3 separate regions of the Homo sapiens genome follow, and regions 1 and 2 are each linked to region 3. Evidence: chromatin contacts called from ENCODE Hi-C data. All regions are on one chromosome and are shown on one strand. Each heading gives the region's core, a stretch centred on a gene start or an enhancer-like site at or near the end of the contact. The rest is flanking DNA. Distances are from core to core; before and after follow the strand shown.

What was found. Hi-C counts contacts between places; a loop is a spot of excess contacts on that map. Pooled maps may share reads with other maps.
Region 1: a pooled map shows a loop between it and region 3 (11-fold over the local background). The contact joins the promoter of MGST2 here to the promoter of USP38 in region 3. A Hi-C loop is called at or near these places in 8 of 50 pooled maps.
Region 2: a map with no recorded cell type shows a loop between it and region 3 (7-fold over the local background). The contact joins the enhancer-like site here to the promoter of USP38 in region 3. A Hi-C loop is called at or near these places in 2 of 37 single-sample maps with no recorded cell type and 1 of 50 pooled maps.

Annotation. Positions count from the first base shown.
Region 1 is chr4:139,663,546-139,667,176 of GRCh38, forward strand. MGST2 (microsomal glutathione S-transferase 2) reads left to right here and starts at 2,274. Exons shown (of 5, transcript NM_002413.5): 1 at 2,274-2,532. The coding sequence starts at 2,475. RefSeq lists enhancers at 1,833-3,032, 2,329-2,498.
Region 2 is chr4:138,403,626-138,407,090 of GRCh38, forward strand. The region is part of intron 2 of LINC00499 (long intergenic non-protein coding RNA 499); the gene reads left to right. Among named protein-coding and RNA genes, the nearest start is that of LINC00498, 93 kb to the left of the region's middle. RefSeq lists an enhancer at 1,995-2,054. Within about 2 kb of position 2,091, at least 3 of the 41 ENCODE cell types and tissues checked have a DNase peak (open chromatin) inside an H3K27ac peak, as active enhancers do.
Region 3 is chr4:143,182,874-143,186,251 of GRCh38, forward strand. USP38 (ubiquitin specific peptidase 38) reads left to right here and starts at 2,044. Exons shown (of 10, transcript NM_032557.6): 1 at 2,044-3,259. The coding sequence starts at 2,578. It overlaps USP38-DT (USP38 divergent transcript), which reads right to left and starts at 1,988. Exons shown (of 4, transcript NR_185979.1): 1 at 1,635-1,988. RefSeq lists enhancers at 1,094-1,979, 1,980-2,864 and silencers at 1,916-1,965, 2,186-2,435.

The DNA.
Region 1 (3,631 bases), core at 1,024-3,523, 3.5 Mb before region 3:
TTGAGAGCCTCTGCCTGTCCCCAGGCCTAATGTAGACCTCTCCTTCGAGATCTGTCATTTGGGAGGTTATTATAGTAGATGGTGATATGGGTTCAGGGCAGCTAGTTTGCAGTTTAGAATCTCTGCCATGTACTGAAGCCCAAAACTATTAAACTGAGTATACAAGAATGTTTTGGTGCTGCCCCAGCTTCTTGGCTCTACTTTCTTATCTAATCTTAGTTGTCAATGATTTCAAGAGCAAACAGCCAAGGAAGCCTGAAGACCAACAGAAACTTTGAGCAGACCTGGCTTGCAACTATTTATAAATTAATTTTGTTATTCCTTCTTTCCTGTATATGTGTAGTTCCATGAATTCTACTTTGAACTGGTTATAACATCTTACTGGTTCCCTCATGAATGAGTTACATAAAAATTTTGATATGTTTTCATTTTATGTTGTATGAAAGGCATGATTTTTGCCTCTGAAAGTATTTTTTAACATTAGGTACATTATATGCTAAGTACTTGTCTAGATACTTTATGTGTTTATTTTGCAGACACACAGAACACATTTGTATATGCCAGGTGCTGTTTTAAGTGCTCTATAAGTATTAACTAATTCAATCCTTAGAATAGGATTATGTCATTTAAACTTCTCTTCAGCTCTTATTAGCCCTATCTTATTAAATGGAGGCTCAGAGAGGCCCAAGGTTGTGTTATTAAATTGTAGGGTCTGTGTGAGGCTGAGGCAACTGCCCTCCCCAGAAGACACTGGGAGCTCCCTGCTAGGGACTAAATGTTTGTGTCCCCTCTGCAATTCATATGTTGAGACCCTAACCCCCAACGTGATGTTATCAGGCATTTGGCAGATAATTAGCTACAGGTGAGGTTATGAGCATAGGCCCCCATAATGGGATCTGTGCCCTTATAAGAAGTGACCAGGAAGCTTACTCTTTCTCTGTCTCCAACATGAAGGTGTCCTTCTGCAAACCAGGAAGAGGGCCCTCACCAGGAACTGATTGGCCAGCACTGTCATCTTGGACTTCCCAGCCTTCAGGACTGTGACGAATAAATTGCTATTGTAAGCCACCCAGTCTATGGTATCTTTGTTATAGCAGCTTGAGCCAAGATATACCCTCTAATGGTGCTGTAGGATGGGGTGAGGAAAGGCCCCCAGCTCTGGTTTTTGGGAAGCTGCATCTTTATTTTTATTATTTGTTTGAGACAGGGTCTCACTTTGTCACCCAGGCTGAAGTGCAGTGGAACGACCTTGGCTCACTGCAGTCTCAGGCTCCTGGGTTCAAGCAATCCCCTTGCCTCAGCCCCCTAAGTAGCTGGGACTACAGGCACGTGCCACCATGCCCTGCTAATTTTTGTATTTCTTTAAGAGATGGGGTTTTGCCATGTTACCCAGGCTGGTCTCGAACTCCTGAGCTCAAACCATCTGCCCATTTCAGCCTCCCAAACTGTTGGGATTACAGGCATGAGCCATCCTTCCAGGCCAGAATCTGCATCTCTAAAGAGCAGATTCTCCTGCCTCAGCCTCCTGCGTAGCTGGGACTACAGGTTCGTGCCACCATGCCCAGCTGATTTTTTGTATTTTTAGTAGAGAAGGGGTTTTACTGTGTTAGCCAGGATAGTCTTGATCTCCTGACCTCGTGATTCACCCTCCTTGGCCTCTTAAAGTGCTGGGATTACAAGTGTGAGCCATCGCGCCCGGCCGGTTTATTTTTTTAAAAATGGCTGGGCACAGTGACTTGTGGCTGTAGTTCTAGCTACTTGGGAGGCTGAGGCAGGAGGATTACTTAAGCCCAAGAGTTGGAGGCTGCAGTGAGCTATGATCGTGCCACCACACACTCCAGCCTGGGTGACAGATCAAGACCCTGTCTTAAAAAAAAAAAGTATGATTATTATCAGAGTCTCTAGGTGACAGTGAGAGGCAGCCTGGTGCAGGGGATAGGGCACAGTTGTAATCTGCTAGACTGGGTTCAAATCCTAAATCGGCCATTCAGAGCGTGAATACATTAGAACTGGCTTAAATTAGCATTTAAAATGTCAACAGGATTAAGTAAGTAGTTCCTTCTCACTTTTTCCACAGGAGGTGAGAAAGGTCTCAGCAAGGCCCTAGGAGGGAAGGGCGTGGGGATGAAAGGGATCCAGAGAGTCTGTGCATTGGCAGAGAAGATAGTGTAACTGGCACTGCGGCTGGAGGGCTGGTCCCACAGTGAGCTACAGCCCTGCCCGCTGGCCGTGGGAGAGGCTTAAAACAAACGCCGGAAGCAACTCCCAGCCCCATAAAGATCTGTGACCGGCAGCCCCAGACCTGCCTGCCTTCCTGACTTCTGTTCCAGAGCAAAGGTCATTCAGCCGCTTGAATCAGCCTTTTCCCCCCACCCGGTCCCCAACTTTGTTTACCCGATAAGGAAGGTCAGCATTCAAAGTCAAGAAGCGCCATTTATCTTCCCGTGCGCTCTACAAATAGTTCCGTGAGAAAGATGGCCGGGAACTCGATCCTGCTGGCTGCTGTCTCTATTCTCTCGGCCTGTCAGCAAAGTAAGAGGCATGGGAAGTTCGTGTGTGTGCGCGTGTGTGCGTGTGTGTGTGTGTGTGACAAGGCTTGCGGGAGAGAGAGGGAGGGAGGGAGATGGGTCCGGTGTTTTGTTTCCTACTTGCCCTTGCAGGTAGCTCTGGGTCCTCAGAGCACAGTCGCCTCAGGGTCACCCATGCCGCCTGCTACCCTCCTTCCCAGGGGCAAGCAGAGACTGAGAACATTCCAGAGATTAGTTCTCCCAACTGGAACGCTGTGGGGCCTCAGAGCTCAGCGATTCTGCATCATCTGTGATTACGACCCACAGCCCGTTCAAACGAGCGTTAGTAGCCTGCTAACCTGCAGGAAGTGGTGTGAATATTAATTACAAGTGTTCCAAAGGAAACGTGCCTGCTTCTAAACCTGGTTGTGATTTCTTGAACGTTGATGTTTTAATTAATGTGTTTTCTTAAATAAACTGCCTATGGTGGTATGATTATCAGATTGAAAAAAACTTCCTTCAGAAATATTAGCTTTAGATTAAGTAATTAGCTCTAAATTTTAAAACAGCTTCCCACTAGGATTATTCAATATCTCGACTGCCTGGTTAAATAGAGGGCTTTTACTCCATGGGAGTCACATTTGCTCAATTCATATTATCTTACCTACAATGTCAGCTGGGGAAAGGGGTCCGAGTGCAAGAGTGCAAGACTTCTTACCAAGCATGCATATTTCTTTATATTTCCAAGTATGCCTGTACCAGGAAATAGGGCCAAGCCGTAGACTGCTCAGGTTACACAAACAGCCAGAAGCAGGAAGGCCTCACAGCTGAGGATCCAGTCCAGGCCTCCGTGCATGCTCAATGTCTTGCCTAGCCAGTCTGTTTTGAGATTGTATGAAGATCTTGAACCTTCAGACTCACGTTTTGTGGTTTGATTCACACAATCTGTTGTGGAGAAGAGCAGGATATTTGTTTCTAATTAAAGAAGCACTTAGATCTGTTAAAAGGAAAACCCTAGACAAATTACATTTAACTGAGTTTAATTGAGCAAAGAACGATTCACAGTTGGGCATGGGGAACCGGAATAGGTTCAGAGAGACTCTGGGGCTGCCACGTGGTAGAAG
Region 2 (3,465 bases), core at 841-3,340, 4.8 Mb before region 3:
TATACTAGGAGCACCCTCCATCAGAACTTTCTGAAATGTTAGAAATGCGCCATAACTGTACTGTCCAATATGTCAGCCATTACCCTCATGTAATCAAATGTAGCTACCATGACTGAAGAACCAAATTTTTTATTTTATTTTTATTTTATTTTAGCTATTTTAAACTTAAAAAGCTACATGGGTCTAGTGGCTCCGTCATTGGATAGAACAGCTGCAAAAGCAAACATAAAGCTTGTGGGCTGATAATCAACTAGATCTACTAAAAACATGTGTCAGTCTGCACCATAAAGAATAAACTATTCCTCTTTGAAGCATCTATGTTAGTTCTATCACCGCCATTGTTTCGGTTCTTTAATATCATCTGCTGTGGATCTCTAAAAACTGGGAAATTGAAAGCCAGGGTAGAAAATCTTATCAATTAAATCAGCACATTCCAGGTGACAGAAAATATTGGGAACTTGTTCACTTATCCACAGATCACAGGTGTGAAACTTACGTCATGTAGTGCATTGTGCGGCCCTCTTCATACATGTGGCAAACTACCCCATCAGCAACTATGAATAACAAGAGTTTTTATTTGGCTTAAAGAAAGAAATATAAACTTGACTTAATGAGAGTACTCTGACCAATGGAGGAGTTCTTTTAAGAATCAACTGTTTTTACCTCCCAGATAGACAGTCCAAGAAGAAACAGACTTAGTTACATAAAGGAAAATAAAGATCAGATGCAAAGAGTTTCTTTCCAACTTCAATATTAGGCAATGAAATGGGTTCCCAAAGGGTGACTTCAGAATCTCTAACACAGGACATTGTCATACAAGCCATCTGGTTTAGCTTACTGGTGTCATCCACTACATGCTATTTCTAGAATTGGGTATTTTATTTTAGCTGAATATGTTTGGTTGAGTATCTTACATAAAGGTCTTGCTATATTTTTTTCCAGACTTTGGACTCCCACATAGTCTAGTGTGTATGCATAATTATTTCCTTAAAAGTATAAGTTCAGAGTTAAGGTTAATAAGACCTCATATATGTTGGTACTAAGGTTGTTATTTAGTTGTAAAGTGTAGCAATGTGATTGGCACTGTATTGAGGTGCAAAAGATACAGTTCTTAACCTAAGGGCATAATCCAAAATCTAGCCAAGTGAAAGATAAAGATATGATTATAATTTTATTATTCAACACTTCTATTTGTAGAAAAACTCTAGGAAAAAAAGTTTTTAGAAGCATTATTGAGCAGTATGAAATAATATGGATTTCAACTTTTAAAAATTAGGGGTAAGAGAAAAGAAATAAGAAGGAAACAAGTTGACATATTGGGCAAGAATTTAGAGAGAGTAATAAGCTTGGTATGTGTTTATTAGCAGTAGACAATAAGTTTGGAGGATTAATTATTAACTGTAATGCAGAGAATAAAATCCTGCTATGGGCTGTATTTATTAAGCGCAGTTTTGACAAGCAATAATTATGTAAGCACAACATTCCCTTTCATAATTAGTTGGGTTTTTTTTAAGCTTTCACCATTCACAATTTGCCCCCAAAATGTTAACCATAATACAATACCACAGATGCAAAACATTCAGGGGGTCTTCGTGCACATTTTCAGCCTTCTGCAAACACACTCTGCCCTCAGGAATCAGTGAATCTTTGAGACAAGCTCTCCCCTATACCATTGCCCACCTGCACCCCAGGCCACAAACAAAATGGAAGATACAAAACGAGGTGATGCAGGATGGTAAGAAAGAGAGCTTTGGGTAGTGACCAAAGAGAAAGTAGATCTGAGAGACTGCAGGTGATGAAAGAATTAAAAATCCGAGACAAAGAAAGAGCTAGGAGGGTCAAAACTTCAGGAGCCCTGCTTTCCTGTCTCCAGTCCTTGATCTGGCTGAAACTGTGCAGAAGTGAAAGCAAGGGCCTGTGACAGGTGACTCTCTCACAGTTCTTTCTGCAAGAGACCATCTGACTCCTGCCACCAGTGTGACAAAGACCACATGGAGGTCTGGGCTGAAAATCAGATCACCAGCCTCTAGCAGGTAAGGCTGCTACTATTAGATTTGCCCTAAGACTGCTGGATATATTTTATGACAGGTACCATTGGGTAACTCATTGGTTAGGAATGTGGGTTCTGGAGTCAGACTGCCTGAGTTTAAGCTTCAACCCACTGCCTGGCTGTGTGACCTTAGGTAAGTTAATTACACTGCCCAGGCCTCAGTTCCCCTAACTATGAATAGGACACAGTGACACTGACCTTGTGAGTACTAAAGGAAATTGTGTTCAGGAAAATGTTAGAGTAGTGGCTAGTTTGCTATAAACACTCAACAAATATTATATTACTCATTGTTATTTGTAACTTTCTGACTCTCTTGGAATAGTTTAACTGTATTTTCCATAACAAACAAAATTACTGATATTTAATGGCTGCTGAACTGACAGACATGATGGTTTTAGTGGTTGGTAAATCTCATTAAACAGGTTTCTAATAGCCAACTGGTATTTAATGAGCATATTGATGGTCTTACTGTCTTTAAATTAAACCCTATTTCAACCATTTAATTTCTGTTTATAACATACTTCCATCCTTTTAAAAGAAGCATATAAAGCTTCTCTTGAAAAGAAAAATGTCCATTCACTTTTTTCTTCCCTGTTTTATTGACTGCCTAAATTCTTAGTAGCATTTGGGCAGACACTTCGTGCTGTTCAAGCCTATTGAGTCATGTGCTGTTGTGAAATTATTGTCTACCTAACCACAAATGCAATATGCTGGTATAACTTCCTCTTTTAAACAGTTTTTGATTGTCAGACAATCCTAAACATATTCTCTTTTCACTTGACAATGCAATTTTATCTATATGCCCTTCTTTCTTATTTTCCTTTTTGTCTTTGCCCCTTGCAGATGACTTCAATTCCATCATTACTATTCCTGTCTACTTGCAATATCAATATTATTTATCATTGTGTTGATGTGTGCTTTCTTCTATCCCATACATCCTATCAGTATAAACTCTTTCATTATATTGATTAACCAACTCAGTTTATGGCAGTGTTTCTTTATCTGTCATCAATTGATTATCACACATTCATCAGGCACTGGATAGAATTCATAGGATATGCCACAAAGTGAGAAGGGGGATCATTTGCTTCAGAGAAGACACATTTACTGATCATACTGCAAAGAGCAAGCTGACCCCTGCTTGAGATCTTACAGAGAACTACAGAAAATTCACAAAAGCCCCCACAAAAGAGTCTGCTGTGACCATCTGTCAAGTTGTCAGCTGTAAACAACTGCCAAAATGCTAGATCACCTCACAAGGAGCTGTGAAGTAACATCTTTGCTGCCTTTCTTACTTCTTCCTTCCTGGCACCAATCCTTGAAGAGCCAGAAAACTCTGCCGGTGAATTGGAGAAGGAGTAGAAGTAGTATTAGACTAGGTAATAAATCTCTTCCACCCCTACTTCAACTTCTGG
Region 3 (3,378 bases), core at 794-3,293:
TTCTCAGATCTAACATATTTGTAAAACCATGTAGTTGGCAATTGAGGCCTTAGACTAAATCTTTATATGAAATTTTAAAGCCCATTACAATAGCACCCACTAATCCAATGATTAGTGGCATGATTCACTGCAAAAAAATCTTCCACAGACTTCTGAAAATATTTTAAAATGTTAAAAAGGAACATGGTATTATTATAGAACTTTTAGTTATGCTATAAAATAAATTTAAAGTTGGCCACTTTCAATTGAAATCTTATAAAAGAGCATATTACATACATTTTTTAACCAGTGGCAAAAGAAGGAAATAAGCGTTGAATATCTTGGTATAAAAACCTAGTATTTCATTTCATGCATCTATCATTCAAGAGGTATTTTAAAAATACAGAGTCATGGTGCTTTTGGAAGTCTAATATTATGACATGTAATTTATATGGACTAATAGCACTATGTTCTCTCAGACATCTTATTTTGTAATATTCAATTTTTCAAGACCTAATATTAACAGAAAGAAGAAAATGTTATAGACAATTCAAAGTAATCTGTCAAGTTTTAAATTTACCAATATTTTTTTCTTGTCTACTTTGGAATAATCACTTCGCTGGTACTATTCAGCAATCTTCATTCGTCCTGTTAGTTTCTTAGCACAAAGATTAATTCCAAATTTCCTCCACTCCACCTCAAATCCACGATCCTTCTTAATACTTAATTCCTTCTTAATATTTTATTTTCTATATTACCTTTGTCTTCCACTGTGGCATTATTCCCAGTAAAGACAAACATCTGTGTACCTTCACCTCCTATTGGAAAAATCATTCCTGTCTCTAGCATGACTGATAGATTAATTACCTCAATTCTCTTTTATCTTCCGTATCTTCCTACGAGTCAACTTGGTCTTAAGTTCCCTTTTACTCAAGCTCCTGTCTCCTCTAAACTGCTCTTCTTAAGACTACCATAATCGACGTGTGAATATATTAGTGTAATCGTGTTTGTAACTTGGTAAAAAAACAAAACACTATTTAGCAAACTGAAGTAACAGAATTTTGTTCATTTTTCTACGGGACATTTTAAATGACCTATTTCTTTAAAGTTTTGTCTGTATTACAGGGCCTTAATGTCTAGTTTCACAACTATATTAACCAAGCCTGAAGCAGGCTACAGTTAGGCAATATTTTCCAATATAAAGACCTCTGATTAAATTCTTACTGTGAATCTTCGGAATTTGGCATGAAACAGAACAAGCATGATTGCACCTGTTCTTCCCTATTGTAAACCATCTTCGGTGTCAACATATACAATAAGTTTTGTGGTATTTCCACCTGGTTTTCTATTTTCAAAGTACCCTTGTATGACACAGGTATAAAAATATTTTGATTCTAATCTGCCATTTTCCTTACTCTCACACTTTTTTGGACGGCTTATAATTTTCGATATGGTACAAAGCTCACTAACTGGTTCTTTGCTAGAGGCCTGCTACTGATACTGATGGTCGCTAAATGCTAGGTACGCCGCCAGTATTGCTCTTACTTCAATACCGACATCGCAGGATAAAGGCAGTCACATTTAGGCGCGCAAGCGCAATTCTTGATTAATGAGCCAAGGCAGACTTCTCAATCCGAGTTTTGAGTTTTCCTTACTTTTCCCCCAAATGCTCTTTTCCTCGGATTTCACATCGATAGCACTTATTCGAGTTTTCACGAGTAACCTGACGCAGGCGGAACCGACGAAGACTAGCCGGCAAGAATCCTACAGTCGCAGCCATCTGCGCAGCGTCCGCCGGGGACGCTCCGCGCGGAAGACCGCCTGTGACTCGACACACTCTCCAGTGACGCGGCCGTCGCCGCACCTGCGCGGCGGGGCGGGAAGGAGACTCCCAGCGCCGGGGGGAAGGGAGTCTACGACTCGGGAGGGAGGTGGGGGAGCAGGGAGGGAGAGAGGGAACAAGGGAGAAGGAGAGAGGCGGACAGGCGGAGGGGCGGAGGGGCAGAGGGGCGGAGGGGCGGTCCTTCCGGAGGTTCTTAGGTCCTTCACTTCCTGTTTGCCGGCACTTCAAAATCCGGGTCAAAGGGTGTCGCTTCGGTCTCTTCTCCCCGGCTGATCCCAGCACTCTCCGTGACAGCGCCTCCTGACTCAGCCCAGGACCGGCTTCTTCTCACGACCTGCTGGAGACTGGACGCCCACACCTGACCCGGAACTCGGAGGCGTGCTTCCTCCACCCGCCGGCTAGCAGCCCCGGGCCCTGAGCTCCCGCCGACGCCGCTGGGGGGCCCGACAGGCCCCTCGGCGCTGATGCTGAGTGGGATCGAGGGCCCGGGGCGGCGGCGGAGTACGGGCCTCTGGCGCCTTAGGCCAGCCGCAGGTGTCGGTTCTTAGGCTCTCCAGGCTCGCTAGCTCCCGCCCCGGCTTGGATGGGTCTCCCTGCGCCATAAATGTGGCTGCTGAGGCGGCGGTGGCCGTGGCCCGTCGCGCTGCTGCTGCGGCGCTCCAAGTTCATCTCCGCCCCGGGGCTCTCCTGCCCCACCTCGGGGCTGCCGCCACCCGCTCCTTATCCCCTGGCCCTGGCCTTGCAGCGTGGCGACAATGGACAAGATCCTGGAGGGCCTTGTGAGTTCCTCGCATCCCCTGCCCCTCAAGCGGGTGATTGTGCGGAAGGTGGTGGAATCGGCGGAGCACTGGCTAGACGAGGCGCAGTGCGAGGCCATGTTTGACCTGACGACCCGGCTCATCCTGGAGGGCCAGGACCCTTTCCAGCGGCAGGTGGGGCACCAGGTGCTGGAGGCCTACGCACGATACCACCGGCCAGAGTTCGAGTCCTTCTTCAACAAGACCTTCGTGTTGGGCCTCCTTCATCAGGGCTACCACTCTCTGGACAGGAAGGATGTAGCCATCCTGGACTACATTCACAACGGCCTGAAGCTGATTATGAGCTGTCCGTCGGTGCTGGATCTCTTTAGCCTCCTGCAGGTAGAGGTGTTACGGATGGTGTGTGAGAGGCCGGAGCCGCAGCTCTGTGCCCGACTGAGCGACCTTCTGACCGACTTTGTGCAATGCATCCCCAAGGGGAAATTGTCCATCACGTTCTGTCAACAGCTGGTTCGAACGATAGGCCATTTCCAGTGCGTGTCCACCCAGGAAAGAGAGCTGCGGGAATATGTCTCCCAGGTGACAAAAGTGAGTAACTTGCTGCAGAACATCTGGAAGGCCGAGCCTGCCACACTACTGCCTTCCCTGCAAGAAGTTTTTGCAAGCATCTCTTCCACAGGTAAGGGTCATTATCTTTCAGAATATCTCATAAAAAATCAGTATATGTCTCTCTTGCACACACACATTCACACCATGTTTTCCTCCTGCCCTAAAAACATTCTTAAGCGAGAGCAAATC